Linked DNA regions of Homo sapiens: regions 2, 3, 4 and 5 are each linked to region 1. A link is a contact called in ENCODE Hi-C or POLR2A ChIA-PET data. All regions are on one chromosome and are shown on one strand. Each heading gives the region's core, a stretch centred on a gene start or an enhancer-like site at or near the end of the contact. The rest is flanking DNA. Distances are from core to core; before and after follow the strand shown. Region 1 holds the start of LRRC45 (leucine rich repeat containing 45). Region 2 holds the start of TBCD (tubulin folding cofactor D). Region 3 holds the start of FN3KRP (fructosamine 3 kinase related protein). Region 4 holds the start of RAB40B (RAB40B, member RAS oncogene family). Region 5 holds the start of WDR45B (WD repeat domain 45B).

The links. A loop is a pair of places that touch in the nucleus more often than their neighbours do. ChIA-PET counts read pairs that join two places held with the same protein, here RNA polymerase II (POLR2A). Pooled maps may share reads with other maps.
Region 2: a loop to region 1 is called in a map of HCT116, with 12 times the contacts of the local background. The contact joins the promoter of TBCD here to the promoter of LRRC45 in region 1. A Hi-C loop is called at or near these places in 3 of 168 maps with a recorded cell type or tissue (HCT116, chondrocyte and naive thymus-derived CD4-positive, alpha-beta T cell), 1 of 37 single-sample maps with no recorded cell type and 8 of 50 pooled maps.
Region 3: a loop to region 1 is called in a map with no recorded cell type, with 18 times the contacts of the local background. The contact joins the promoter of FN3KRP here to the promoter of LRRC45 in region 1. A Hi-C loop is called at or near these places in 1 of 37 single-sample maps with no recorded cell type and 5 of 50 pooled maps. POLR2A ChIA-PET finds 5 or more read pairs at or near these places in 2 of 52 experiments (PC-9 and RWPE1).
Region 4: a loop to region 1 is called in a pooled map, with 8 times the contacts of the local background. The contact joins the promoter of RAB40B here to the promoter of LRRC45 in region 1. A Hi-C loop is called at or near these places in 5 of 50 pooled maps.
Region 5: a map with no recorded cell type shows a loop between it and region 1 (24-fold over the local background). The contact joins the promoter of WDR45B here to the promoter of LRRC45 in region 1. A Hi-C loop is called at or near these places in 1 of 37 single-sample maps with no recorded cell type and 7 of 50 pooled maps.

What each region holds. Positions count from the first base shown.
Region 1 is chr17:82,020,292-82,025,760 of GRCh38, reverse strand. It overlaps LRRC45 (leucine rich repeat containing 45), which reads right to left and starts at 2,456. Exons shown (of 17, transcript NM_144999.4): 1 at 1,898-2,456; 2 at 1,422-1,483; 3 at 998-1,068; 4 at 583-761; 5 at 254-382. The coding sequence starts at 2,117. It overlaps CENPX (centromere protein X), which reads left to right and starts at 2,883. Exons shown (of 5, transcript NM_001271006.2): 1 at 2,883-2,935. The coding sequence starts at 2,900. RefSeq lists enhancers at 1,483-2,406, 3,956-4,628 and a silencer at 2,143-3,192.
Region 2 is chr17:82,750,693-82,756,161 of GRCh38, reverse strand. It overlaps TBCD (tubulin folding cofactor D), which reads right to left and starts at 4,097. Exons shown (of 39, transcript NM_005993.5): 1 at 3,785-4,097. The coding sequence starts at 3,968. FN3K (fructosamine 3 kinase) reads right to left here. Exons shown (of 6, transcript NM_022158.4): 6 at 4,966-5,469. The coding sequence ends at 5,407. RefSeq lists an enhancer at 895-1,189 and silencers at 3,536-3,855, 4,546-4,905.
Region 3 is chr17:82,713,586-82,719,054 of GRCh38, reverse strand. FN3KRP (fructosamine 3 kinase related protein) reads right to left here and starts at 2,349. Exons shown (of 6, transcript NM_024619.4): 1 at 2,159-2,349; 2 at 1-149. The coding sequence starts at 2,299. It overlaps LOC101929552 (a long non-coding RNA gene), which reads left to right and starts at 2,802. Exons shown (of 2, transcript NR_136400.1): 1 at 2,802-3,488; 2 at 4,939-5,147. RefSeq lists silencers at 2,023-2,112, 2,193-2,272, 2,293-2,532 and an enhancer at 5,299-5,469.
Region 4 is chr17:82,695,740-82,701,208 of GRCh38, reverse strand. It overlaps RAB40B (RAB40B, member RAS oncogene family), which reads left to right and starts at 2,511. Exons shown (of 6, transcript NM_006822.3): 1 at 2,511-2,754. The coding sequence starts at 2,613. RefSeq lists silencers at 1,943-2,332, 2,353-2,782.
Region 5 is chr17:82,646,106-82,651,574 of GRCh38, reverse strand. WDR45B (WD repeat domain 45B) reads left to right here and starts at 3,131. Exons shown (of 10, transcript NM_019613.4): 1 at 3,131-3,301. The coding sequence starts at 3,235. RefSeq lists enhancers at 2,539-2,608, 2,987-3,486 and silencers at 2,899-2,968, 3,569-3,618, 3,629-3,678.

The DNA.
Region 1 (5,469 bases), core at 1,207-3,706:
AAACGGGCACCCTCCACTGCACAGGTCCTAAGAACTCAGCAAGTACACAGGGCGCCTCGGACAGTGCCCATGTGTGGCGAACGCCATTCAAGTGCCAAACAGGTGCCCCACGACCCCTCCGCTCCTTCCTGCTTCCCCTGGGCTCTCAGGCTGCTCTCCTCATCAGTTCCCGTCCTGAGCCCGGCACCCCGCCCTCGGTGGACAGGCCTCTGTCAAAGGCTCACGCGTCACTCCACACAGCCCTGCACCGTACCCACGGCTCTGAGGACGTCTCCAGGGATGTTGTTCCCAGCCAGGTCCAGTCTCCACAGGGTTCTGTTGCTGGGGAGACAGTTCATGAGGGCCCGGCCCCCCAGGAGGCCAACGTTATTCCAGCGCAGGTCTGGAAGGAAACCTGTAGTCACCAGACAGAATGCACCTGGCAGAGGGGGAGCTGGCCTGGCCGGGGTGCTTCCCTAGGGGGCACTGCCTTGCAGTCATCAACAGAGCAGGAGCACAGGCCAGTCCCCTAGCCCCTCACTTCCCAGAGCAGAGGCAGCCTCAGAGGGATGAGGGAGCCTGAGGGCGCCTGGGAGGCCTCACCCAGCTGCTGGAGGGTGGTGTTGCCCTTCAGGGCTAGGGCCAGCTCCTCCGCGCCCTTGTGACTGATCTGGTTGTTGCGGAGGTCCAGCCGCTGCAGGGCGCCGTTGGCCGCCAGGCCCCCGCAGAAGGTGGCGAAGGCATCGTCCCACGTGCCCAGGCTGTTCCACTCCAGCGTGAGGCTGCAGGAGGGGCAGAAGCCAGTGTTCACCTAGGGGACTGCCTAGCCCGTGGGGTCCAGGGCTTGGGGACGGGTGTGGGCTTGGGGTCTGATGGGCCGGAGCCTCTGCCTACCCCTGCCAACGTATGTGAAACATGGGCACCTGGCAATGGGGAACTCTTGGGCTGCAGAAGCATGTGCTCGGGGCCAATCCTCAACCACACAGAGACAGGGCCTGGGGTCGGGACCACCACCCACCTCTGAATGGACTTGTTCTGTTGGAGGAGTTTTCCCAGAGCCTCGGCCCCTGCAGCCCGAAGGTTGTTGCCCTAGGAGAGAAACAGGCCGGTAGTCACTCGCGTGCCCTGACTGGCTCTGAATTCCCGCCCATGCCCCAAGGGCCTTGGTCAGCCAGGGGACAAGCCTGGGGTGCACCCTGCAGCCTTCCTCAGCTCCTGGGCTCCCTGTCTTCAGGGGGCTTCCAAGGGCCGGCTTGTTTGCCAATGTGAACTCTTGCTCTGGAGATGGTCACACACAGGAGGCCATCAGAGAGCGGCCTGGGGACTCACAGACAGCTTCCAGCCACCTGCCCAGACCCCAGGCCCCCGAGACCTGGCATCTTCCACCTCTCCTCTTGCCCTTGGGTGGCACACTCGGACACTCAAGAGTGCAGGTATCTCACCTTTAAGTCCAGAAAGCGCAGCACGGTGTTGGCACACAGGCCTCGGAGCAGCAGTGTGGCCCCTGTGTAAGGGGGGCCGGCGGTCACTCTCTGCCCCTGCTGACCCCAAGGCCCTCCCCGTGGGCCCCTTTTCAGGGCAGCTCCCTAGACCCAGGAAGGGACAACTGTCCCGATGGTCTGGGTTGGCGCTGGCCAAGAGTCTCGCTGCGAAGTCATGTTTGAAACACCTGCAGCCCCTGCCAGGCACCAAGCCGGCTCTGCACGCGGGGAACCAGGTAAGACCGCGAATGTTAAGGCCTCTCCCCCGTCATACAGAGGAACTGCCCTCTACTCCCAGGTGCAGGAAGGGGCGCCCCTGCTCGCTTTAACTACGGCACAGAAATTGGAGAGCCTGGAGAGGAAGCGACCTCGGGCTGCCGAGGCAATGGTGTGGGCAGCTAAGGAGCAGAGGGATCCACCCCGCCGCGCCTGCCCACCTTCCTCGCTGAGCATGCAGTCACTCAGGACCAGCTCCGTGCACAGCGTCTCCCTCGGCAGCAGCTTGCCCAGGGCCCTGCAGGTCTCCACCGTCAGGCTTTGCGTGGCCAGGTCCAGCCGGCCCCTGGGAAGCTGGTGCAGCTGCTGCAGGACAGCCTCCTGGGGCTCGGCCCCACTCTCCCTGCACAGGCGGCTGTAGGAGCGCCGGAACTCCTCCATGACCCGCGGGGCCGGCAGGGCCTCCTCCGCATGCTCCCGCAGCTGCTGAAAGGGAGCCGCGCGGTGCGGAGCAGTCCCAGCGCCGGGTACAGGAGACGGGGCCTCCGCCGACCCGGGCGGAGAGCAATCCGAGTGGGCTCCGCGGGCGGGAGGTCCTGGGAGCGCGGGGCTGGGCGGTAGTCAAGGTCCGCTTTGGGCTGGGGCCCCGCAGTGCTTGGGGACCACCCGTGCAGGAAGCAGGCAGGTGCGTCGCGCGCCCCCACCCAGCCCTGCCCCGCCTGCAGCCCCGACCCCCGCCCTCGCGACAGCCGCGTCGGGGCCTCAGTATCCAGGAAGAACAAGGCGCGCCGGGAGAGGCCGCGGGAACTACAACTCCTAGCAGGCTCTGCGCAGGCAGCGCTTGGTGCGGGCCAATGAGAACAAAGGAACTGGCGCGCCTTTCGGGCCGCAAGCTGAGAGGGGGCAGCGCGCTCCAGGTTCATTGGCTAGGGGCATGAGGGTGGGGCCCCGGGAGGGCATGCTCCGGGCTCATTGGCTGAGGGTCGTGAGGGTGGTGCCCCGGGAGGGCGCGTTCCAAGTTCATTGGCTGCGGGACGTGAGGGAGGGGCTGCTGGAGGGCGCGCTCCGGGCTCATTGGCTGAGACGTGGGGGCGGGGCTCCGAGAGCAGGCGCTTCGGACTCATTGGCTAGGGGCGCGGGGCGGGGCTCCGGGGGCGCGCTCCGGTCTCATTGGCTGGAGGCGCGGGGCGGGGTTCCGGTGGGCGCGCGTTGAGGCTGCGGTCATGGAGGGAGCAGGAGCTGGATCCGGCTTCCGGAAGGTGAGGGCCGGAGGGCAGGGGCTAGGCAGGCGCGGACGCTCCGTCCCGACCTCACGCGTGACACTGTGAGGGCCAGACGCCAGCCCCCGCGCCGCCCCCTGTGCCTTTGAGGTTGGGCCCGTTCTCAGACTCCATCTCCGGCCGGGCCGCGCGCCCCGCGCCCTCGTGGGCTGGTGTCTCGCAGCTGGTAGGAGGGGGCGTGGAGCAGCCGGGGCTGCGGGAAGGTGGAGAGGGTCTGCAGAAACAGGCAGGGGTGGGCGCCGTCACGGCGGAGTCCAAGCCGGCGAAGAGAGAGGAGGAGCTGGGCCGCCGCCCTGCGCCCTGAGCCTGGGGTCTTTTGTTAAGGGGAGATGAGGCCCCAGGACGGGGACAGTGAGATCGTCCAGCCCGAGGAGCCGGCAGGACCTACCCCAGCCGCCAGGCACAGTGGTTTCCCTTTTGTTTGCTCCCCGGTGGGCGCCAGCACTGGGCTAGGAACGCGTGGTTTCTTCGGTGCTCCACGTTACACACACTTGACAGGGATTAACCCCACCTGCCAGTGGAGAAACTGAGGCACGGGGGCGTTAAGTGACTCAGCAGGGCTAGGGTCAGACCTAGGCCGTCTGAGCCAGGATCCGCCCAGGCTGGAGGGCGTGCCCTGCTCTTCCCTGTTCCTGGAAGTGGAGCTCTCTGGGGGTGCCATGTGCAGAGGACCCCATCGGTGCAGGCAGAGTGGTTTCTGAACCTTTCTACTGCTCTACCTGAAGGTTGGGGCACCGAGCTTCCTCGATGTCAGCAGGGCCTCGTGGGCCTCTGTGGCCTGGGAAGGGAGGGTCTCAGGCCCTTGTGAACCCATCCTGGAGGGAGGACTTCAGCCCTGTAGAAGCAGGGAGAATTCTGTTTCTCCTGAATCAGGCCCTTCTTTATCACCCAAGGCAGCAGGCGTGGGGGGCGGGGGGTGTCGGTGTGGGGAACTCTGGTGGTGGAGTTGAAGATTCTTGCCGGAATTCAGAAAGAGAAAGTCACTGAGGCTTGGGCCACCTCACTGGGTGGTTGTGAGAACACCAGGTTAAAGTAGCCAAAAGGCCACTGCCGGAGACGGGGCACTGGGTACACACCCCAGGAGGTCATGTGTTCTATCAAGCCCACCTGACAACTAGAGGCCCAGGGGCTCTGGCCAGAGCTGGAGTTGTGGTCATTGCAGAGAATGAGCGTGAGAATGACGGGGAGTGGGGGGCCCGTAGCCCTGGCGTGGCGCCCACGTCATGGGGCAAAGCTGGCTGTGTCCTAGGCACCCTCCACAACCGCCCCAGTGCTGGGCCTGCCTTCCGAGGCCACTGCCGATGTACGGGGAAGCCCCATGGATTGTCGAGGCAGACCTGGCATCCGCCACTCTCTGGCGTGGTCTTCCTTCCAAGGCCTGGGGCAGCAGTGTTGGGGGTCCCGGAGCAGGTGGGGAGATAGTGCCTTCTCTACCTTTTCTGGTGCCTTTCTGGTACTGCTGGCAGTAAGCAGCTGGAAGGACCAGCAGGTGGCACTGGGCTCATGCGGGTGGTGACTGGGACCCTGGCTAGGGAACAGCAAGGGCTCAGGACGAGCCGGGATGCTGGACAAGCCGGGATGCTGGACCCTGCTGCCCGCTGCTGGGGAACATTCTTCACCATCTGCATCTTAGGGCTTCACCCGTCCATGCTCTGCTTGTCACCTGCTGGACTGCTCTGGGTGAGGTGCTGTGACCTCCCTGTGGCCGATGCTGGTGGCCTGGCTGGTAGTTCACCCACCTGCCCTTTTAGTGGCCTGTTTCTGGGCTCCTGGGTGCCCACTGCCCCCACCCCCAGTCCTGGACTCTCCGTGCTGGCTCCTTTCCCGGCGGCTGTGGGCCGGTGCCTGGCCTGGGCCACCTCACTGAGTCTCATGGCTCCACCAGCCACCCAGGGCTGCCCTCCTGAGTCTCGGCCGCCACCACTGCAGCTGCCACCCACCACTCCTGTGTTCACACACAACGCATCCCAAACTGATCTCCTGTGTCCTAGCTCCAAAATGCACTTGCCCACGGCCCCCCATCTCCTCAGAGCAGTGCCGTCCTTTTGGGGTCTTGGCGTAGACTCCTCCCTTGTCCCCGTCCTCCATCCATCAGAAAGGCAGAAAGGCCCTGGCTCTGCAGCCCCCTCCCTTCCCCCCACCCCGGGCATGGCAGCCAGAGTGGTCCTTTCCAACGCCAGTGCTGCTTTCCACAAAAACCTAGAGAGGACTCCCAGTTTCCTGCCATGGAGACACGGAGAGCTCATCATGCCCTGGGCCCTCAGCGTCTGGCCCACCCCTCACTCCAGCCTGTGGACCACGCTGGCGCAGCCCCGCTCTGCGCTCCCAGGACACCAGCACCTCCTGCAGGATCATGAGCACCAGGGCAAGACGGGCGGAGCTGACCCAGCACCCAGAACAGAGTTGGCACAAGGAAGGCCCTACTGGTGGCACTCCCTCAGGCCAGCCCACCTGCAGAGCAGCCACCTCCAGCCTCCAGACCCAACCCGGGCTCTGCCTTCCCTGCCTCCCCA
Region 2 (5,469 bases), core at 2,848-5,347, 730 kb before region 1:
AAAACAAATATAACATGAAAATTAATTATCACTAGGCCAAACATACCCATGAGCCTCAGAAACCCCATTTTCCCTTGCTAGCTTCCACAGGGCAGCTCCACCTCTTCCCCAGCTCTCAAGAGCACACCTCCCCTCTCACTAAAGGAGGCCACACAGGCCACCTGGAGGGAATGCCCCACCTCCCTCTAGCCTTTTGAGGGCCACTGTGGCCCAGCCTCGTGCAGTTTACTTGCTTGGCACACTGTTCCTCTTTTCCCACTGCCTCGATACTCTTCCTAACAGAGTCTCCTCCTCGCCTCTTCCTTCCTTCACTCTCTCCTGCCTCTGCCAGCCGTTAAGGGCCAAGCTCAACTCTGTCCTTGTGAGACACACATCCCTGGCACTCCTCTCACACTCCCCTGCCAAACATGCCTGTAAACTAAAAACAAAATTCTAAGCCCCCTAGCCATCTAACAGACCCCTCCTCTTGGCCAAGGGCATTCCAAACTTAACCTGAAAAACTAGTTCAGGCCTCATGATATTAAGGGATTGTGGGGAGTGGTCCACATAGGCCTCATTATACCCTCCTCTCGTTGGAATTCAGGCACAGCTGATCAGTATTAGCATTAAAACCGATCTTAAGTAGCAATAAGACACCAAATTCCAGCCTGACTCTAGTACAGCATCACATGACAGACAGCAGGCCCTGAAAGAAATCAAAATATTTTTCCCTAAAATATATTTGACATATTTTGAAATGGTTCTGCTAAGTTGTCTCTTGCTGGGAAAAGCTACATTCTGTAGAGAATCCCTTCCTTTTCTAGGTCTTTTCCCTGATCCAAGAGAAAATTAACTAAGTCTGGTACCTTTTTAGTCTGATGAAAAGCATTTACAATCTATTCTCTCTGAAACCAGCTAACTGGAACCTTCATCTGCATAAGAAAAACCTTGGTCTCCACAATTTATCTTAACCTAGACAATCCCTTCTATGGATTCCAGGTCTTCAGATAAACTCTTTCAACCAATCACCAATCGTGAAATATTTGAATCCACCAATGCCCTGGACGCCCTCCCACCCAAGATGTCCCGCCTTCCCTGACGAGACCAATGTACATCTTACAGGTATTGATTGATGTCTCACGTCTCCCTAAAACGTGTAAAACTAAGCTGTAGCCCGACTTCCTTGGGGACATGTGACCTCCTGAGGCTGCCTCACGGGCACACCCTTAACCTTCTAAACTGATTGAGACTCGTCTCAGATACTTTTTGGTTGACATATCCAGGCACTGCTCCCTTCCACACAGCTGCCAGCTCTTCACAACCTCCCAGACCCTGAACCACCGCTTTCTCCTCCTCTCAGCAGCTGAAACTGCTTCTGTCCAATCCGGCAGCTCCCACCTCCACATCTGAACACACCCACTGCTTCCCAGCAAAACTGCCTTTGCAAAAGTGATCTGTGAGGAAATTATGGCAATGGGGCAGATCTGATCCAGGCAACCCCCTCATGCCTTTAGTCTTCAAGCTGCCAAGCTACCTCTGGGAGACATTTAATTTATAGTTTAAATGCTAAGAGCCCTTCCCCAAAACTCAACTGCCTTTGTAAAGTTAATGAGAGGCCACCAGGCTAGGAGGAGGAGAGGAGCCTGAATTCCGCTAAGGCGTAACCTAATTGCCAGCCATTATTCTTGAGATCACAAGACATGCGAGTTCCCCAGTTACTCCTGCAGACCATGTCACTATTGCAGAACCTGAGACTGGCCTTTAAAGATATCTTTTCAGATTGTTTCCATGTCTGACACCTACACTAGGATCCACGGACCCATGATAGCTCCACCTGGACCCGCCCACTGCTCCTGGGGCCCCACGCAGACGCGATTCAGCACATCACGGAGGATCATTTCCGACTCCCCTATGATTGTATACCCCTAACCAATCAGCCACCCCCACCCTTTCCCCCAGATTACCTCTAAAAAACCCTGGCCCTCAAATTCTCAGGGAGACTGATCTGAGTAATAATAAAACTCCAGCCGGGCGTGGTGGCTCACTTTGGGAGGCTGAGGCGGGTGGATCACGAGGTCAGGAGATCGAGACCATCCTGGCTAACACGATGAAACCCGTCACTACTAATAATACGAAAAATTAGGTGGGCGTGGTGGCGCGCACCTGTAGTCCCAGCTACTCGGGAGGCTGAGGCAGGAGAATCACTTGAACCTGGGAGGTGGAGGTTGTGGAGGTTGCAGTGAGCTGAGATCTCATCACTGCACTCCACCCTGGGGGACAAAGTGAGACTCCGCCTCAAAAAAAAAAAAAAAAACCTCTAGTCTAGTCTCCCTTTCAACCGGCTCTGCGTGAACTAAATCTTCTCCATGGCAACTCCCCTGCCCTGACAAATCAACTCTATCTGGGCAGCCCGCAGAAAGAACCCACTGGGGCCGAGCGCAGTGGCTCACACCTGTAATCTCAACACTTTGGGAGGCTGAGTCGGGCGACCACTTGAGGTCAGGAGTTTGAGACCAGCCTGACCAACATGGTGAAACCCCCTCTACTAAAAATACAAAATTAGCCGGGCGTGGTGGCGCGCGCCTGTAGCCCCAGCTACTCGGGAGGCTAAGACAGGAGAATAGCTTGAACCTGAGAGGTTGAGGTTGCAGTGAGCCAAGATCGCACCACTGCACTGCACTCCAGCCTGGGCAACAGAGCAAGACTTCGTATCAAAAAAAAAAAAAAAAAAAAAAGGAAGAAGCCATTGGGCTGTTACACCAGGAACAAAAAATCTGGCTTCACTGGTCCCTGGATGAGGGTCCCTCACCCTCAGAACAGTTCTGCACGAGAGGCATCGTTATCCGCCCCAGCTTACACCCGAAGAAACAGGCAATCAAGTATCAGGTCCAAGCGACAGGGCCAGAATTCACAGGCAGGAGGATCTGACGCCGAACCCGCACTCCTCCCACAAGGCCCCCCACCCTGCCTGACTCCTAAAATCAAAGCGCTGTCATTCTAAAATGAGGAAGGCCAAATAATGCAAAAGTTCTTCTTACTCAAAGGGTCTACAAAGATGATTTTACTGAATTACAAAACCCCATGTAACTACTTAGCTATGAGCTCCTAAGGACTTGTTTGGAAATAACCCATTATAGACAGCGGTAAAGGTGGGTCTGAACTCGGAGAATTTAGACTCATCGAATGGCCTCCACAGGGGTACCTACACCCCACCCCGCCTGCAGAGGCACGGACCCGGCCAGCCCGCTCTGTCCACGGCGTCCACGGAACGGACAGGCTGCTGCCCTCCCCACCCGAGGCGCGCTTTGTTTGCAGCAGGTTTGTTCCCTGCGTCCCCCTCTCTCATTCCCTATCTCCCTGTCCACACAACATTCACAGAAACCGCGCTCGGTGGAGGCAAGCCTGGGAGTCCACACTGCAGGGCTGACCAGCTGTCCGGAGGGGTCTGGCCCGAGTCTCCCCAGCCCAGGGACCTCCTCCAGTGACGGAGACGGGGGACGGAGGGCTTCTGCACCCCGCCTCCCGGGGAGGCCGCAGAGGCTTCACCCCGTGCGAGAGCAGGCGCTCCGCGGGCCACGGTCCCCCCAAGGGAGGCGCGCGTCTGCCCCGTGCACCTAACGCCGCGCCGGGGTGGCCCTCTCCCGCCTAGGAAGGCCGCGCCCCACCACGGCCCGCGGGACCGCGCACCGGCAGCCCTCGCAGAGCGGCCGGCGCCGCCGGGCTGCGGTCCCCGCCCGGTAAAGTGCACTCAGCGCGCCGAACCCGGGCCGGGGGAGGAAGCGGGCACGCGGCGCCGCCCACGCACCGCGGAACCGCTCCAGGGCCACCTCGCGCTCCGCGCCGCCGCCGTGCACCTCCCGCAGGCGGCCCAGCAGCGCCCGGGTCTCCGCGCTCTCGCCGAACGCTTCCAGCGCCGCGCCAAAGGCCAGTGTCTCGTCCTCCGCCTCCTCCTCGGGGCCGCCCGCGGCCGGTTCGTCGCTCAGGGCCATCTCGGCAGCCTGGGGACCGCGCCCCCGCCTCACGTGTTCGCAGATCCCACTCCGCTAGAGCGCGAAAGCCAGGGATGAAGGATGAGGGATGAAAAGGAGGCGCCCGCTAAGGCGGCAACCGACGCTGGCCCCGCCCCGCGACCTCCGACCCCACTCGCCGGCCTCGCTACGGAACGCGTCGGCCGCCAAAATACCGCGCGCGGGACGGCGCGTGCACTTGAGGACGCGAGCGGGCACGGGTCCCAAAGGCTCTGGAAGAGCGCGCCGTGGACCCCACAGGGCGCGAGCGGAGCCGGGACCGCTCAGCGGGGCCTGAGCACGCGGTGGGCGGGGCAGGACAGGAGGTGGGGCCTGAGACGCGGTGGGCCGGGCTGCGGGGTGAGGCCGCCGCCGGAGGACAGCGGGGCGGAGCCTGAGCAGGCGGTGTGCGGGGGGGCGGGGCTTCGGGATGGGGCCGGGGGCCGCCAGGGCGGGGCTTGAGCACGCGATAGGGGGCGGGGCTGCGCGCAACGGGGGCGGGGCCCGGGCACGCGTGGGTGGGAGGGGCAGGGCTTGCGGTGGGGCCGGAGACAGCGGGGCGGAGCCACAACACGCCGGGGGGCGGGGCGGGGGCGGGGCGGGGGCGGGTGGGACCGGGGGACCGCGGAGCGGGGCGGAGCCTCAGCATGCGTGGACGGGGAGGGGCGGGGCCTGAGCACGCAGTCGGGGGCGCGAGGCGAGCCCCGGGACCCACCCCTCAGAGCCAACCGCCCTGACACTTATTCGCGCCACGCTGGGACCCGCGCGGATCACACGGGCCCCGCGCCGAGTGGTGGCGCGCCCCAGAGCGGGAGCGGGAGCGGGGCCCGGAGGCCGCGGTGGGCGCTGCGCCGACTTTGGCCTTGGCTACCGGGTCCGCGTGCGTTTCCCCTGAATCGCCGCAAAAACGTCCGTGCACAGCTCGCCGTGCGTCTGGCCCTGAAAGCAGCCCCACGAGCGGAGGAACGAGGCGCAGGACGCCAGCCGAGACCCGCTGCGGGCTTTATTGGTCCCCAGGATCTGGGAGGGGTCGGGGGAAGGGGGACAGGGACAGGGGGGACGGGGACGGGGGACGGGGACGGGGGGACGGCGATGGGAGACGGGGATGGAGGATGGGGACGGGGGAACGGAGACGGGGACGGGGCAGGGGGGACGGGGACGGAGATGGGGGACGGGGATGGGGGGTCGGGGACAGGGGGATTGGTATGTGGACAGGGGGACAGGGGGACGGGGGACAGGGATGGAGGGACGGGGACGGGGGGACGGGGACAGGAGGATGGGGGGACGGGGGGATGGAGACGGAGGGACGGGGAGACGGGAACAGGGGGACAGGGACGGGGGCACAGGGACGGGGGACGGGGGGACAGGGACGGGGAGACGGAGACGGGGACGGGGACAGGGGAAGGGAGGGCAGGGGCCGCTACTTGAGCAGCCTTCGCATGGTGCCCAAGGAAGGGCTCCTGTACTCCCGCCCGAAGTGGTT
Region 3 (5,469 bases), core at 1,100-3,599, 690 kb before region 1:
CTCAGATGCCTCATGTCCATGTGCTCCATCACCAGCACGCTCCCGCCGCCTGGGGCATCCAGAACCTTGATGGGCTTGGGCACTTTCACCGTGTTTGTTTTCAGGATGGCAGTTAAACTTGCCATCTCACCTTCAAACATTCTTCTGGCCTGTCAGAAAAATACGAGAGGAAGTGGAAATACAGGGAGGCAAGGTTACTTCCGGAAGGTTCTGTAGATATGTTTTCCTCTAGCATTACAACTTCAAACCAAGACTATCCTGACTGAGGATTCCATACACATGGACAGTGTTTTCAAACACACTTGCCAACAGGGTAGGCTACAGGTTCAGAGGCTGTACTGGAAGAAGAGGGCTTGAGCTTTCCAGTGTTGGACTACACTTGTGTGCTGTGGTTGAATTGGGAGGTTCTCTGGAGAGAGGAAAATCGAAGGCACTAATATTCCACTAAGATCCGGCAACAGTGGGACTGTGAACATGGGTTACCTGTCAGTGTCCTCAGACGACACCTCAACTGCAGTCCTGTTCCACCTACAGGACACAGACTCACCCGACCTCTCAGGTGCAGGCGGCACCCTGGCTGCCTATGCCAGTGACCTGGGGTCACTTTTCACCTGAAGAGACCACCAAGTTCCATGCCACCTCCTGCCCAGCACTGGAAACCACCTCATCTTGAGATGCCGTTTCCATCCAACTCCCCGGGACCACAGCAACTCCTCCCTTGGGTCCCCCTGGCTCACCACACAGCAGTGATCCCTAGAGTAGAAGTCAGAGCCAGCGGCCTTTCCTTTCCTCCTGCTACACACACCACTGCCCTGCCTGCTCTCCCATCCTCATCTGGGGCTCCACCCTTACACACACAGACACATAACACACACACACAACATATACAGACACACAACACACACACAACACATACAGACACACAACACACACAACATACGACTTACAGACACACCATACACACACAACACACAGACACACACACACAACATACACAGCAGTGATCCCCGCAGAACAGGTCAGGGCCAGCGGCCTTTCTTTTTCTCCTGAGACACACACCACTGCCCTGCCCACTCTCCCATCCTCACCTGGGGCTCCACCCTTACACACACACAGACACACAATACATACACACAACATACAAACATTACAAACATACACACATACAACGTACACACACACAACATACACATAGACACACACACTCTCCTCGTGCTCCTGACTTCCAGCTGTCTTCATCCTTCTTTCAGTTCTTCAGAGTCCCCACCTCCTCAGCCTCAGAGCCCCACCACAGCTGCCATGTCACCGCTGCTAGGAACACTCTTTTTTTTTTGAGACGGAGTCTCATTCAGTCACCCAGCAGGCTGGAGTGCAGTGGCGCGATCTCGACTCACTGCAACCTCTGCCTCCTGGGTTCAAGCGATTCTTCTGCCTCAGCCTCCCGAGTAGCTGGGATTACAGGCGCCCGCCACCACGCCCAGCTAATTTTTGTATTTTTAATAGAGACGGGGGTTTCACCTTGTTGGCCAGGCTGGTCTCGAACTCCTGACTTCGCGCTCCACCCACCTCTGTCTCCCAAAGTGCTGGGATTACAGGCGTGAGCCACCGCGCCCGGCCCGAGAATGAGTCTAACAGAAGGACAGAGCATGCCAGGGTGTGGTGAGGCGCAGCAGCTGGCCTGGGGGCAGCACCTTCGCCCCGTTTCACAACGTACTGACCGAGGCTCACGGGGGATGGACACCTCCAGAGTCACTTAAGCTGAGGACTTAAGCAGCTTCCCCGGCTAGAACGACCCCACTTAACCAGCACCGCAGGGCAGGAACCCCGGGAGCAAGACTGCAGCAGCCAGTCCCGCCCCATTTCACGTAGCGCCCCCGAGAGAAAGTTCACGGAGAACAGGAGGTGTGGGGCGGCCGCGGTTCCTGCTCCGGACAGTTCCCCGCAGGTGCAAACTCCTCCGGACGCCCCGGACGCTTCCGCCGCCCCCGTTCACCGCTCGCCCCGCGCAAAGGGTTCCCCGCAAGGGGCGGCGGCGGCAGTCCCGGGAGAGCCACCCACGGCCTCCGGCGGGAGAAGCCCAGGCCGCGCCCCGCGCCGAGGCCCGCGACCCTCTCCGGAAAGAAACCGGTCCCCCGGCCCGCCCGACCCGCTGCCTGACCTCCGCCTTGGGGTTCACTTTCACGAACACTCGTCCTTGATCCGTGTCGTAGCTCCGGCCCTGGCTGATGCACCCGCCCCCCGAGTGGCCCGTGGCCCTGACAGAGCTGCAGCCCAGCTCGCGCCTCAGGAGCTCCTCCATGTTCCCGCCGCGGCCGCGGACCCGCCCCGGATCTGGCGGAGACTCGAGAGACGGCGGCCGAGCGGGCAAACATGAGTCCGCGCGAGGATTGGGCGGGGGGCGGGTGGGGGCGGGGCCCGGCCGCAGAGACAAGCGCTAGGATTGGGTGGCGGGAAGGGGCGGGCGTGGCCGCAGAGATGAGCGCTGGGATTGAGGGGCGGGAAGGGGAGGGGCCGGGAGGCAGGTAGGCGCGGGGGATTGGGTGGGGGTGAGATGACGTCAGGGGGCGGGGCCTGACCGACCCCGACCCAGACGGTTTGGGTTCAACTCTCCTGCACAAAATAAGTGGAAATGCTGATGGAAATAGTTAGAATATATTTTCTAAAGAGCTGACCCACTAGCAAGGGGCATCAGCCCAAGGTCTGGGTGCCGGGAGCCCAGAATGTTAAGATTGCTTTCGCCCGGGCGTTTGCTGAACCCGAGGAACAGAGCTCCTGATGTGGGGAGTGGCGGGCGCGCTCGGGGTGCACGTGCAACGGAGACACCGCCCCTAAACCTGGGGCCCTGAGGCTAACAGCTAACAGTGGCCCTGCCGTTACGGCCAGTGTCAGGTGCCAGCTGGGCTGGACCAGGAATTCCCAGAAACCTGGCAAGGCATGATTTGGGGTGGGTCGTGCTGAGGGCCACACCATCCGCTTCCCCGCTTCTGAGGCCTTCCGACCTGGGCTGAGCCCGGCTACCCGAGTCCCGGGGTCTCCGGCTCACAGACTTCTCGGCCTCCGTAATTGCAAACGCCAGCTCCCCCAGTCCATCTCCTGTCCTGGATCTACGTCTATATCCTACTGGATCCGTCTCTCTGGAGAACCCTAATACAGCTGTCAACACAAGGATGAACTAACTACAAGAAGGCCTGAATAGGAACTCTCCCAGGGGACGAAGAGGTTTCAGCCTTCAGCAAAGGATGGTTCATAGAAACCGTTCGCATAGTCGGCCCTCCACGGACTGCAACCCTAGTTAATATTACCTACAGTAAACAAAAAATTCAAGTATAGATTTTAGTCTAAAGCAAATAGGAAATGTCGCTTCCCTGGACGTTGGGAGAAGCAAACACGAATCCTCTCCTGAGGCCGGAAGCGGTGGCTCACGCCTGTAATCCCAGCACTTTGGGAGGCTGAGGCGGGCGGATCATTTTATAACTATCTATTAAATGGTACATATGTGTGTGTTCACGCACTTTTCTGTGTGTATACCGCATTTCATAATTTTAAAAAGCAAAAAAGATTAGCGGGGCGTGGTGGCGGGCGCTTGTAATCCCAGATACTCGGGAGGCTGAGGCAGGAGAATCGCTTGAACCCGGGAGGCGGAGGTTGCAGTGAGCTGAGATCCCGCCATTGCACTCCAGCCTGGGTGACAAGAGCAAAACTCCGTCTCAAAAAAAAAAAAGGCAAAAAAGAACAGATGAAAATCCGCAGATGGTAATAGATAAATCAAGGAACACATTAGAGAAGAGTGAGAGAATTAAAAGGTGCTCCAAAGGCGGTGGAGTGGGTGAACCACTCCCTGTATGCTCCTCCCCTCGGGCCAGGGCCTGCGGATGTCCCTGTTTTAATCTGTGGCCTTGACCGTTTGGACATTTTAACTCCATGCCATGAACATGAAGATTTTCATCAGAACTATGCCACCGTTAAGTTTTTGTTGAGAAACTTTTTTTTTTTTTTTTTTGAGATGGAGTCTTGCTCTGTCGCCCAGGCGGGAGTGCAGTGGTGCAATCTCAGCTCACTGCAACCTCTGCCTCCCAGGTTCAAGCGATTCTCCTGCCTTAGCCTCCTGAGTAGCTGGGATTACAGGCGCACACCACCATGACTGGCTAATTTTTGTGTTTTTGTGGAGATGGGGTTTTGCCATGTTGGCCAGGCTGGTCTCAAACTCCTGACCTCAGGCGATCTGCCTGCCTTGGCCTCCCAAAGTGCTGGGATTACAGGCATGAGCCACTGTGCCCGGCCGAGAAAGCATTTTTAGGAGTGACTTTTGGGCCGGGTGCGGTGGCTCACGCCTGAAATCCCAGCACTTTGGGAGGCCGAGGCAGGTGGGTCACAAGGTCAGGAGATCGAGACCGTCTTGGCTTATTCGGTGAAATCCTGTTTCTACTAAAAACACACACACACAAAAAAATTAGCCACACGTGGTGGCAGGCGCCTGTAGTCCCAGCTACTCGGGAGGCTGAGGCAGGAGAATGGCGTGAACCCGGGAGGCGGAGCTTGCAGTGAGCCGAGATCGCACCACTGCTCTCCATTGCACTCCAGCCTGGCAACAGAGCGAGACTCCGTCTCAAAAAAAAAAAAAAAAAAAAAAAGAGTGACTTTTGGCCAGGCACTGTGGCTCACGCCTGTAATCCCAGCTACTCAGGAGGCTGAGGCGGGAGAATCGCTTGAACCCGGGAGGCGGAGGTTGCAGTGAGCCGAGATCGCACCACTGCACTCCAGCCTGGGTAATAGAGTGTGAGACTCCATCTCAAAAAAAAAAGCAAAAAAGAAAAAAAGTGACTTTCATCTAGCTAATTTAATTCCTAACCAATTTTCTTTTTTGTCCATTCAAATGGTTTATAAATGACTTTTTCCATTTTCATTTTCAATTGAATGATATTATCTTCATCATATCAGTTTAAGTTTTCAGTCCATTTTTCCTGTCTACATGGAATTGCCGACTGCACAAAGAACACATGAGGGCTCTCTCAAGGCCATCATTTCCGCGGAGTCCCATTTCCTGACTCAAATGACAAGCTCTCAACTTTCTACTCAAGATCATTGAAACATCTGTGTTGATTATTTGTAACCGGGATATGCTTTATTTATTAGATAAGAGACTAACCGTTGGTGCGTTGATGAGTTCATCCTTGAGATGTTGTGTGTTGTTCTGTGGCTGAGGATGTGGCCGTGGTGTTGCTGGCCCCACACATCTGCGCGTTTCTGGGTCTTGCACACGCACCCACACTGCAGGCCTTCACTCCCGCGTCCTGCTTTGCTCTGTCCTGCTCTTGCTGTCTTTCTCAGACTTTCCGTTCCAGCAGCGTTTTCCTCCTCTGCAAATGAGATTCTCTTCCTGGTGTCCCAAGGTCAACATCCCCAGTAATTCACTCCTCCTGAGGATGGCTCCAACTCGCTTCTCTGCCCACACCTGCCTTGTGCTTGGAT
Region 4 (5,469 bases), core at 1,262-3,761, 680 kb before region 1:
GGCCACAGGGAGGAATGTTCCGATGATCCGAGATGGACAGGTCTGGAAGCCTGGCTCTGAGTTGGGCAGAAGGTAGGCTAGTGCTGTCCAGACACCTCCACCCTCTGCCTGGACTTTACACATGTACTGAAACTGGGGAGGAGGAAGAGGTATCCCACCACAGGACTGTCCCTCAGGAAACTGGGGGCCCTGGTGGGAGGAAACCTGCTTTGGCTGTAGAAATAAACACCTCTGTTTGGTGAAAGCAATGTTTGGGGCAAGAAGATGGACACCATATCTGAACACAGCCCTCTTCTGACGTGGTTATTTTACCTGGCCCTCCAGGTGGGAGTGGCCATGTTCCAGCTCAGCCAAGGCCAGCTTGGAGGTGACAACTAGGAGGTGGTGAGGACCTTCTGTGGGGCAGGAGAAGAGCAGACAAGGGCTCCCCCATCACCTGTCCTCTGTAGGAAGTGGTCTGGCCACCCCTCTCCATGCCCCACCGTGAACACTGCTGGACTGCTGGGTGTGACCCCGAGGGTGGGCTGGGGGCCTCCTGACCCCTATTGTACAGTGAGTCTGGATGTGTAGGTGGGGAGCGAGCAAAAGAAGGTACCCTTTCCTCACTAGGTAATAGCCATGTGACCCACAGCTGATTGGAACATGGAGACTGAGGGTTAGGGATGGGAAGGAAACTCCCCTGAATTCTTTTTGGCAGAGTGGTGGGGCTGGGGACTAAATGCCATCTTTCTCATAGTTTTCTAGCGTCCACCTTCCATCCTCTTTTCTTCCTCTGACCTTCCTTCTAAAAAAAAACAGTGCTGCAATCCCAGCATTTTGGGAGGCCGAGGTCGATCACTTGAGGTCAGGAGTCAAAGACCAGCCTGGCCAACATGGCAAAATCCCATCTCTACTAAAAATGCAAAAATTAGCTGGGTGTGGTGGCACATGCCTGTAATCCTAGCTACTTGGGAGGCTTGAATCCAGGAGGTGGAAGTTGCAGTGAGCCAAGATTACATCACTGCACTCCAGCCTGGGCAACAGAGCAAGACTCTGTCTCAAAAAAAAAAAAATGTGGCTGCATTAGTAACTAAAGCAACTAATCAACCAATGAATAACAGGTGTTGCAAACTAAATTGGCATTCCAAAGTAAACATTTTCTAGGTCCAAATGAATGCAAATGACAAATATAATAATCTTGACTTCAGTCTCTTTTGTAATTCTTCTTCCGCTCCCTCTTCTGTTCCTCCCCCACAAAAAACTTCTAATGGGGTCTAGAGCAGTTCCCTACACAACGCAGGGTGGAGGGGATGAAGTAGTGGGGGCATTATCCTTCTTCTTGGACGGAGCTCGCCCTTTGCCTGCTGCCTGAATTCTGCACCAAATAAACCAATGTGCACCTGGTGAGACCCTCAGAGCGAAGGGCAGACCTCGGCCTGGCAACCCTTGCTCTCTAGAGCAGAGGAGAAGCCAAAAGGCTGGAGGGTCCCACCCAATGCTCTCCTCCAGCACGCACGCAAACACATGCATGGATGCACAAACAAGCGCACGCACACATAGGAGCGCATGCATAGAAGCAGCACACGCAGACACACACATGCAAAGATGCCTGCAAAGGCACACATGCACACGCACATACATGTGCAGACACCTGCAGAGGCACACATGCACACGCAGACACACAGATGTGCAGACATCTGCAGAGGGACACATGCACACGCACATACATGTGCAGACACCTGCAGAGGGACACATGCACACGCAGACACATAGATGTGCAGACACCTGCAGAGGGACACATGCACACGCAGACACATACATGTGCAGATATCTGCAGAGGCACACATGCACACGCAGACATGCACACACACGAACACATGCACACGTACACAGGCGCATGTGCACACACAGGCATTCAGGCACGCCGCGTAAATGGGGCAACGACGAGGCCCTGGATGAACCGTGGGGAGAGACCGCGAGCCTGGATTCTACGGCGACAGGGACTCCTCCGGCGAGGCGGCCTGCGGGGGCCTTCCGGCCGCGTCCGCCAACTGGACCGACCCCGAGCCCCACCCGGCCAGGCACCCGAGGTCTCCCTGGTGGGCAGGTGGGGAGGCCCCACGCTGGGACCCTGCACCGCCCCTCGCCCCTCCCGACTCGGGGCGTGCAGACCCGACGACCGTGGGAGCGAGTTCGTGGCGCTCACGGGCGCACGCGAGAGTGTAAACACCCGGCCCCACCCCCTGATCGCCCCCACCCCGCCCCGCCATTGGCTGCGGGAGCAGAGTCCCCGCCTCCTGCTTGTTCTGGCTCCGCCCCTGCCCCGTCTCCGGGCCTCCATTGGCTGTGGTGACAGCGACCTTTCAGGAGGGGCGGGTGGGCGACAGCCCGGAGGCGGTGACGAGAGTAAGATGGACGGACAACCAAGCCAGTGAAAGCGCGCAGCTGCCCTAGCAACTGCGGTCCACCAATGGCGGGGCCGGGCGGGGATGCGCGCTGTCAGCGCTGGGCGGCGGGGCGGGGCCGGAGGCGAGCAAGGACTCGGGGCCCGCGCGGCGCCTCTCGGGGCCGGGCCGCCGCCTCTGCGCTCAGCCCCGCAGGCCGGGCATGGGTGGGGGCGCCGGGCCGTCACGATGAGCGCCCTGGGCAGCCCGGTCCGGGCCTACGACTTTCTGCTCAAGTTCCTGCTGGTGGGCGACAGCGACGTGGGCAAGGGCGAGATCCTGGCGAGCCTGCAGGATGGCGCGGCCGAGTCCCCGTACGGCCACCCGGCGGGTGAGCGCGGGCGGAGGGCGTGCCGGGGTGCGGGCGCGGGGCCGGGGAGGGGCGCGGGGCTGGGGAGGGGGTGCGGGTGGGGGTCCGGGTCCGGGGACGCGAGACCGGGCAGGGGTCGGGAAGAGGCCGGGGCGCGTGGCCGGGGAGGGTAGGAGTCCCGGTCCGGGGGCGCGGGGCTGAGGAGGAGCGCGGTTCGCGGGCGGGCCTTTCTCCGCCCGGCCCTGGCCCTCGTGCTGCGGCGTCCCTGTTGCACCCCCAGTTCCACTCGAGGCCCCGCGGCGCAGTCTCCATCCTTCTCCGCAGTCTGCGCGCAGCGGGAGCCCGCGGCTGGGCCGGGCGCTGGGCTCCTCCCGACCTGGGGCCGCTGCTGTGGGGACCCGGGGCGGGGGCTCGAGTCCGCAAGTGCGCGTTCGGCCGCGGGGCAGGAGGGGCGGGAGGGGACGCGAGCTCCGGGGCTCCTGGGGCGGAGCGCGGCGAGCAGGCGCCCAGGTGCTGGGTCTGCGCGTGGGTCGGAGGGGAGGGGAGACCAGGGTCCGGTCCCGAGGCCAGGGGTCCCGCGTGTCCGGGGGAGAGGAAGGAGCACAGGTGACTCGCGTGCGGAAGAGGGGACCCCCCACGACAGCGGCCGGAGAGCGGGTTCCAGGGCGAGGGGAGGCCGGAGCGCCCAGAGCTCCCAGGCAGGCAGCCCGGGGATCCCCCAAGTTTGAGGCTTGAAAGCCGGCGCCCGGCGAGGGGGTGGACGGCTCCGGGGAAAGAAAGGCGGGGGCAGGAACCCAGGAGAAGGGGGAACGCGCAGAGGCGAACACCTCGGCTGGGAGTGAGGAGCAGGCGGGGCCTTCACCCACGCGCATCCCTGGAACAGCTTGGACGAGGCCGACCCTGAGGCTGTGGAAGGAGCCCAGCCTGTGCCCACCTTCCTGCCGCGCCTCGGGGCTGAACCCACGCTTCCAACAGAGACCCGCTCTGAGTCCTGGGCGGAGGAGGGCAGCCGGGCGTGGAGATGGAGTCTTGGTGGGAAGGACCTGTCAGCTCTGGGGCCTGGGAAGGGTCTGGGAAGCCCCAGGTCCAGGGTCCTGCCAGAGACGAACTTAGCGGGAGAGGGTGGGAGGAAGCGGGATCTGAGGCTGCTCGGTAGAGGGTGCAGGCTGTCCCCTAAGGGCAGCTCCAGGCAGGCGGCGTGAGCACCAAGGGAGTGTGGCACGGCTGGAGGGGGTGGCCTGAGACTGTGGAGCGTGGGGTGGGACTCAGGTGCCCGGCCACACCTCAGCTTAGGGGACGGGGTGAGGAATGGGCAGAGTTTGGGGGAGCAGCTGAGATGGGCTTGGGCTCACGACCAGCACCCAGAGGCCTCCTGAAACTGCAGCATGCGGGGGAGTCTCTGGCAGCTGGTGGGTGCAGAGTGTGCTCCGTGGGGCAGGAGGGGAGCCTGCGTCTCTACCTGTCCCCAGGCGCCGCTGCCCCCGCATGTCCTACCCCCCTCCCCGCTCGGTGGCAGGTCTCTAGGACCGTGGTGTCCAGTAGGATGCCATGAGCCACGTGTGGCTGTGGAAGTGTAATTAGAAGGAAAGAAAACAAAAAGCTTCCATTCGTCACATTTCTAGATAGTTCGGATGTCGCTGTGGCAAAGTCCGAGGGCCAGCGCTGCCCTGGAGATTGAGCGCCTGGAGGACAGGGCTGGAGATTGAGCGCCTGGAGGACAGGGCTGGAGATTGAGCGCCTGGAGGACAGGGCTGGAGATTGAGCGCCTGGAGGACAGGGCTGGAGATTGAGCGCCTGGAGGACAGGGCTGGAGATTGAGCGCCTGGAGGACAGGGCTGGAGATTGAGCGCCTGGAGGACAGGGCTGGAGATTGAGCGCCTGGAGGACAGGGCTGGAGATTGAGCGCCTGGAGGACAGGGCTTTGTCTGCACTGTGCCCTCGGGGTCTGGGCTCAGTGAGGGATGAACCCTACCAGAGCTACAGGAATAAAGCACCCAACAACGTGTACGCCCAGACGAATATGGCGCTTTAAGAGCTGTGCGTGTTTTGGGGGAGCAGACGGTTGACAGTGTTGAGTTTGATTGAAGGTGAGTGCCGTGGGGCGTGTGTGAGAAGGGTCACGCACAGAATGTTTGTGAAACTTCCTTCTGGTTGGTTTGAATGGAGGCTCGGGGATGCTTCTGCTGCGTGACTTTTGGTTGCTACATGCCGAACTGAGGACGAACCAAAACAATGGTCCAATGCTTTGTAATAAAGGCTTTCCCTTGACACGGAGGGAGGATTTAGGCTAAAAATACACCTCCCACCGGGCCGGGGGCGGTGGCTCACACCTGTAATCCCGGCTTTGGGAGGCCAAGGCGGGCGGATCACCTGAGGTCAGGGGTTCGAGACCAGCCTGATCAACATGGAGAAACCCTGTCTCTACTATAAATACAAAAATTAGCCGAGCATGGTGTCACATGTCTGTAATCCCAGCTACTCGGGAGGCTGAGGCAGGAGAATTGCTTGAACCCGGGAGGCGGAGGTTGCAGAGATCGCACCATTGTACTCCAGCCTGGGCAACAAGAGCGAAATTCTGTCTTAAAAAAAAAATCCCATCAAGAGCTTTATTGTCTACTTGGCCTGAGCTGCTGTAGAAAAAACTGATATCACGGGTGTACCCTTGCAGGTTTTTGATTTACCAAATATTTGTTTTAGAGTTAAGAAAAGATATTCTGAAAAATAGTAAGAAGTTGA
Region 5 (5,469 bases), core at 1,882-4,381, 630 kb before region 1:
TTACAGGAGTGAGCCACCGCGCCCGGCCTACTGTAGATTCTTCTCTTGCCCCGAGCGGTAACCACCATCTCCAATTCTGTGCAAACCATCCTCCTGGTTTTCTTTATATGTTTATGTGTGTCCAAATATGTTGTATCTTTAAACAATACATCGTTAGGCCAGGTACAGCGGCTCACGCCTGTAATCCCAGCACTTTGGGAGGCTGAGGCAGGCATATCCTTTGAGCCTAGGAGTTCAAGACCAGCCTGGGCAACATGATGAAACCCTGTCTCCACTAAAAATACAAAAAATTAAGCTGGCATAGTGGTGTGTACCTGTAGTTGCAGCTACTCAGGAGGCTGAGGTGGGAGGATCTCCTGAGCCCAGGAGATATATACATATATATATAAATACATATATATGCGTGTGTGTGTGTGTGTGTGTGTATAATTTCTATTCTCTCCACCCCCAGAGGTGAGACTCTGCTTTCTGCCTGCCTTGGAGAAGGGTGGGCGAGATGAGCCGTGTCCCTCACTCCAAGTCACACTTCAGGTCTTCCACGTGGAGACCTCTGAGCTATCAGTGGACGGCGGGATTCCTGGAGCTGCTGGAACAAAGCCCCACAGGCTGGTGGCTTGGACAACAGCCTGTGTTCCTTCCCAGGCTGGGAGGCTCTGGGGAAGAACCGTTCATGCCTCTCCCGGCTCCTGGTGACCCCACGATTCCTGCACTTGCTGACTTAGGGCTGAGCACTCCAGTCCCACTGGCTGCTGTCCCCTGTATCTCCTCCATTCCTGTCTCCTCCAAGGGTGCCGGTCACCAGCTTTAAGGCCCACCCCAAATCCAGGATGATCTTATCTCGAGATCCTTAATTACTTCTGCAATGATTCTTTACCTAAAGAAGCCCCTATTCTCAGGTTCTGGGTGGACCTATCTTTTTTTTTTTTTTTTTTTGCGACAGAGTCTTGCTGTGTTGCCCAGGCTGGAGTGTAGTGGCACAATCTCAGTTCAGTGCAGCCTCAGCCTCAATCTCCTGGGCTCAAGCCATCCTCCCTCCTCAGCCCCCCAGGACACATCTTTAGAGGGTCACCATTCAACGCACTGTGGTGGGCAAGGCTGCTTTGAGTTTCCTGGTTAGGATACAACCAGCGCTGTGTGTGGATGTCCACACATGCCCCCGCCCCCGGCTGTACAGCCACCGGGAGACTGAGTAAAATGTGAACTGAAGGAGGCCCCAAGGGTGGCAAGCAGAGAAATGAAGGGAAATGTCCCTTACCCACGCCTCTCTCCTTCCCCCACGTGACACTTCTCACAGCAGGTACCGGTACGTGTGCACAGAGGAGAACCCAGTGCCCTTCAGGGAAGAGGGTGCTGAGCCCCTGGACCGCACTTAGGTCTCGCCCCAGCTCTGTGATTTGGACCTGGGCCCCCGAGCCCTAGTCACAGCCGGGGCGGCCCAACTCGCTCCGCCATCGGAAGGCTTCTGGTCGCTCTCAGGGAGGAGCCCCTCTCGTATGGGAATCGAGGTGTTCAATGCCCACGATGCGGAGACCGCCTGGCCCGAGTGGGCCAGTGATCTCAGCTTACAGTCCAGCTCCTTCCTCCCCATGGCTAAGAGGTCAGCACCAGCTCAGGCAAGTGGCGAGGGTGGGATGAGGATGACAGACGGGGTGGAGGCAGGTGGCTGCGAGGGGACAGTGTCAGGACCTCCTAGGAGATCAGGTGTGCTGCAGGGAACAGGGAGAGCCTAGGAGGGGACAGGAAAGTGAGGAGGGGGAGTGGAGAGGACTCCCTGGGCAAGAGACACGAGGGCCAGCACTCAGGCCTCCACAGCCATCCACTGCATGAGCCAAGCCCAGGGACAAAGCTCTGTGACCAGGATGCCCCCAGCAGCCTGACCCTAAGAGTTGAGAACTGTGCCCTGTGAGCAATGTGACCTGAGGGTCCCGGAGTCCTGCGGGGGCTGTGCTGTGTGAGGGCCACCTGTCCTTTAGGTGGGGTACTAAGGGGTTGTGTCCTCTATGGGCTGTGTCGTGGGGGGGCTGTGTGTCCTCTGGGGGGCTATGTGTCCTGGGAAGGTCCCTGTGTCCTGGGAAGGTCTCTGTGACCTGGCGGTCTGTGTGTCCTGGGGGGGCTGTGTGTCTTAGGGGGACCTCTGTGTCTTCTGGGGGAATATGTGCCCTGGAAAGGACTCTGTGTACTGGGGGAGGCTGTGTGTCTTAGGGGGGCTGTGTCCTGGGGGGGTTTCTGTGTCCCGGGGGGGCTGTGTGTCCTGGGAGTGCTGTGTCCTGGGGGACCTCTGTGTCCTGGGGGCACTGTGTGTCCTGGGGGGACCTCTGTGTCCTGGAGACTGCGTGTCTTGGGGGTCCTCTGTGTCCTGGGGGGTCTCTGTCCTGGGGACTGTGTGTCTTGGGCACCCTCTGCGTCCTGCAGGAGCTGCGTGTCCTGGGGGGGCTGAGTGACTTGGGGGCCCTCTGTGTCCTGGGGGTCTCTGTCTCCTGAAGGGGGACCCTAGTATTGTGGCGCTTCTGGGCTTGCCTCTCATGAGGGATGATGCACCGGGCCTCAGTTTTGGGTCAGCCTCCTTTACCGGCTCTCCCCCCTTCCTCCGACCGTCAGGTATCCGTGCCAAGCCCTCAACGGGCCATCCTCCTTCCCGCGGCGACCCCGCGCATGACAAGGCCAGACCCTCCCGCGAACGTGCTCTGCGCTCCCGCCTGGCCCCTCCCCGCCCCGCCCCTCCCCCTCCTCCCCGCCCCGCCTCGCTCCGCCCCTCCCCGCCTCCGCCCCGCCCCGCCCGCCCTGCCTCTCCCCGCCTTTCCTCGCCTCGCCCCGCCCCGCCCCGCCCCCTCCTCCCCGCCCCGCCTCGCTCCGCCTCTCCCCGCCTCATCCCGCCCCGCCCGCCCTGCCTCTCCCCGCCTCATCCCGCCCCGCCCGCCCTGCCTCTCCCCGCCTTTCCTCGCCTCGCCTCGCCTCGCCCCGCCCCGCCCCTCCCCGCCCTGCCTCGCCTCGTCTCGCCTCGCTTCGGTTAGATGCGCTCGGCGCTCCATAGGCTCCCTGGTGGGGCGCGGGCGCGCGCACGGACGTCCAGCACGCACGCACGCACGTCCAGCACACACGCACATCCAGCACGCACGCACGTACGTCCGGCACTTCCGGCCGCGGCGGCCTCAGCGCCGGCCCGAAGGGACCAGGCCGCCGTCCCCAGCGAGAGGCATGCAGCGCTGAGGAGCGGCGACCCAGCACGGCGGCGCCATGAACCTCCTGCCGTGTAACCCTCACGGCAACGGGCTGCTCTACGCCGGCTTCAACCAGGACCACGGTGAGGAGGCGCGGCCCTGTCGCCTTGCCCGGCCGGGCCTTCCCGCAGCCCGGGGTCCCCGGCTCTCAGGCCTCTCCTGGGCGCCCCTTTCCGGCCAGGCCTTCCACCCGGGACCCCGGCCCCGCCCGAGCTCCCCTCCGAAGCCCCCGGCCCCGGCCCTCGCCGCTGCTCCCAGCCCGAGCCGGGGTCCGGACCAGGCCCGAACCGGCTCCCACCTTCCTGGCCTTTCGCGCTCCCCCACCCCCCGGGTTGTGACCGCTCCCAGCCGGCCGTCCCGGGCCGAGGTCGAGGTCGGTGGGAGACGGCACAGAACCCCAGCCTCCTGCGCGGACGCCCCTCCCCGCGCGCCACGCCCACTCGGGTTCCCTGGCTCCCTGCGGGCTCCACGGTTATCGGGATTTTCCCCACAGCGTGATTGACGCCCTGCCCAGAACCCCGTTTTGCCCCCTGTTCCTTTCAGGGTCTTTAGTAGGTAGCCCGTGGCTGAGCTGACTTCGCTTGGGTTTACTGGAGCCGCGGAGCCGGCGTCTCCGACGCCTCTGGTGGCGAGTGGCGCGGGTGGGGTGCAGGTCTCACCTTTCCCGTCGGTTTCCATCGGAAAATGTCACTCTCCCCACCCCCACTCCCCGGGATTTTTCTTCGTGTTTGGTGGAGTCAAAGGACTTAAGGGAGGCCTTTGAGGGAAATCTTACTTCTTTTCCCATGTCGGAATCCAGGTGTAAGCACTGGATGATTTAAAGCGCCCAGGGAAGGTGACCTCCTTCCCCGCAGGTGCTTCGGAGCTGCGGGGGATGCGGCCGGGGCGGCGCGGTCGGATTCCCGCGGGAGGCGGGCGGGACCTGGATTCGGATGGTTGCCTCCTCACCTCCCATTTGAAGGGCGCGCTTCCCAAAGGTCCTGATGGGGAGGAAAAGGAATGTCCGTTATTCCGAGACAGGCTTCTGCGAGGCTTTACATGTTGGCTTTGGAAGTTTTGTTTTTGAAGAGAATCCAGGCAGGTGCTGTATGATCCCGTATATGTGAAGACAATTTTATTTATTTATTTATTTCATTTTGAGACGGAGTCTCATTCTGTCGCCCAGCCTGGTGCGATCTCGACTCACTGCAACCTCCTCCTCCCGGGTTCACGCCATTCTCCTGCCTCAGGCTCCTGAGTAGCTGGGATTACAGGCGCCTGCCTCCACGCCCGGCTACTTTTTGTATTTTTAGTAGAGACGGGGTTTCACCATGTTGGCCAGGCTGGTCTCAATCTGACCTCAGGTGATCCACCCGCCTCGGCCTCCCAAAGTGCTGGGATTACAGGCGTGAGCCACTGCGCCCGGCCGGATTACACATATTTGAAAGAACTCCCTCTCAGTGATTTTGATGCCTGATGCCCTGGGACCAGTCAGGCTTCCTGGGCGCTGCCAGCTTCCCCAGGGTTGTGTGCTGGGGTTTCTCCGGAAGAAAGTTTTGCTGAGATGGTAAGGGAGATGCCTAGCCTTCTCAGAGGGTGGTTTCCAACCATCTGGTGTTTGTAATGCCTTCTTTTTAGTGAAGTGTGCTATACCTGTAGAAGGGTGGATATATCATAAGTGTTCAGGTGATGAATTTTCCAAACTACACACCTGTCACTAACAATTAAGAAATTGAATATACCTGGCCACGCTTGATTCCAATAAATGCTCCCTACCTGACTTGTGACATCATAGATTAGTTTTGCCTACTTCTGTACTTTATTTTTGTACTTATTTTTGTTTCTAGCTGTTTTTTTGTTTTGGGTTTTTTTTTTTTTTTTTTTTTTTTGAGACGGAGTTTTCGCTCTTGTTGCCCAGGCTGGAGTGCAATGGCGCGTTCTAGGCTCACTGCAAACTCCGCCTCTCAGGTTCAAGCAATTCTCCTGTCTCAGCCTCCCGAGTAGCTGAGATTACAGGCATGCACCACCATGCCTGGCTAATTTTGTATTTTTAGTAGAGACTGGGTTTCTCCGTGTTGAGTCTGGTCTTGAACTCCTGACCTCAGGTGATCCGCCCACCTCGGCCTCTCAAAGTGCTGGGGTTACAGGCGTGAGCCACGGCGCCAGGCTGTTTCTAGGTTTCTTACTCAACATCATGTTTGTGATTTTTTTTTTCCGTATTGTTGAGTATAGTTGTAGATCTTTTTTTTTTTCTTTTTCCGAGACGGATCTT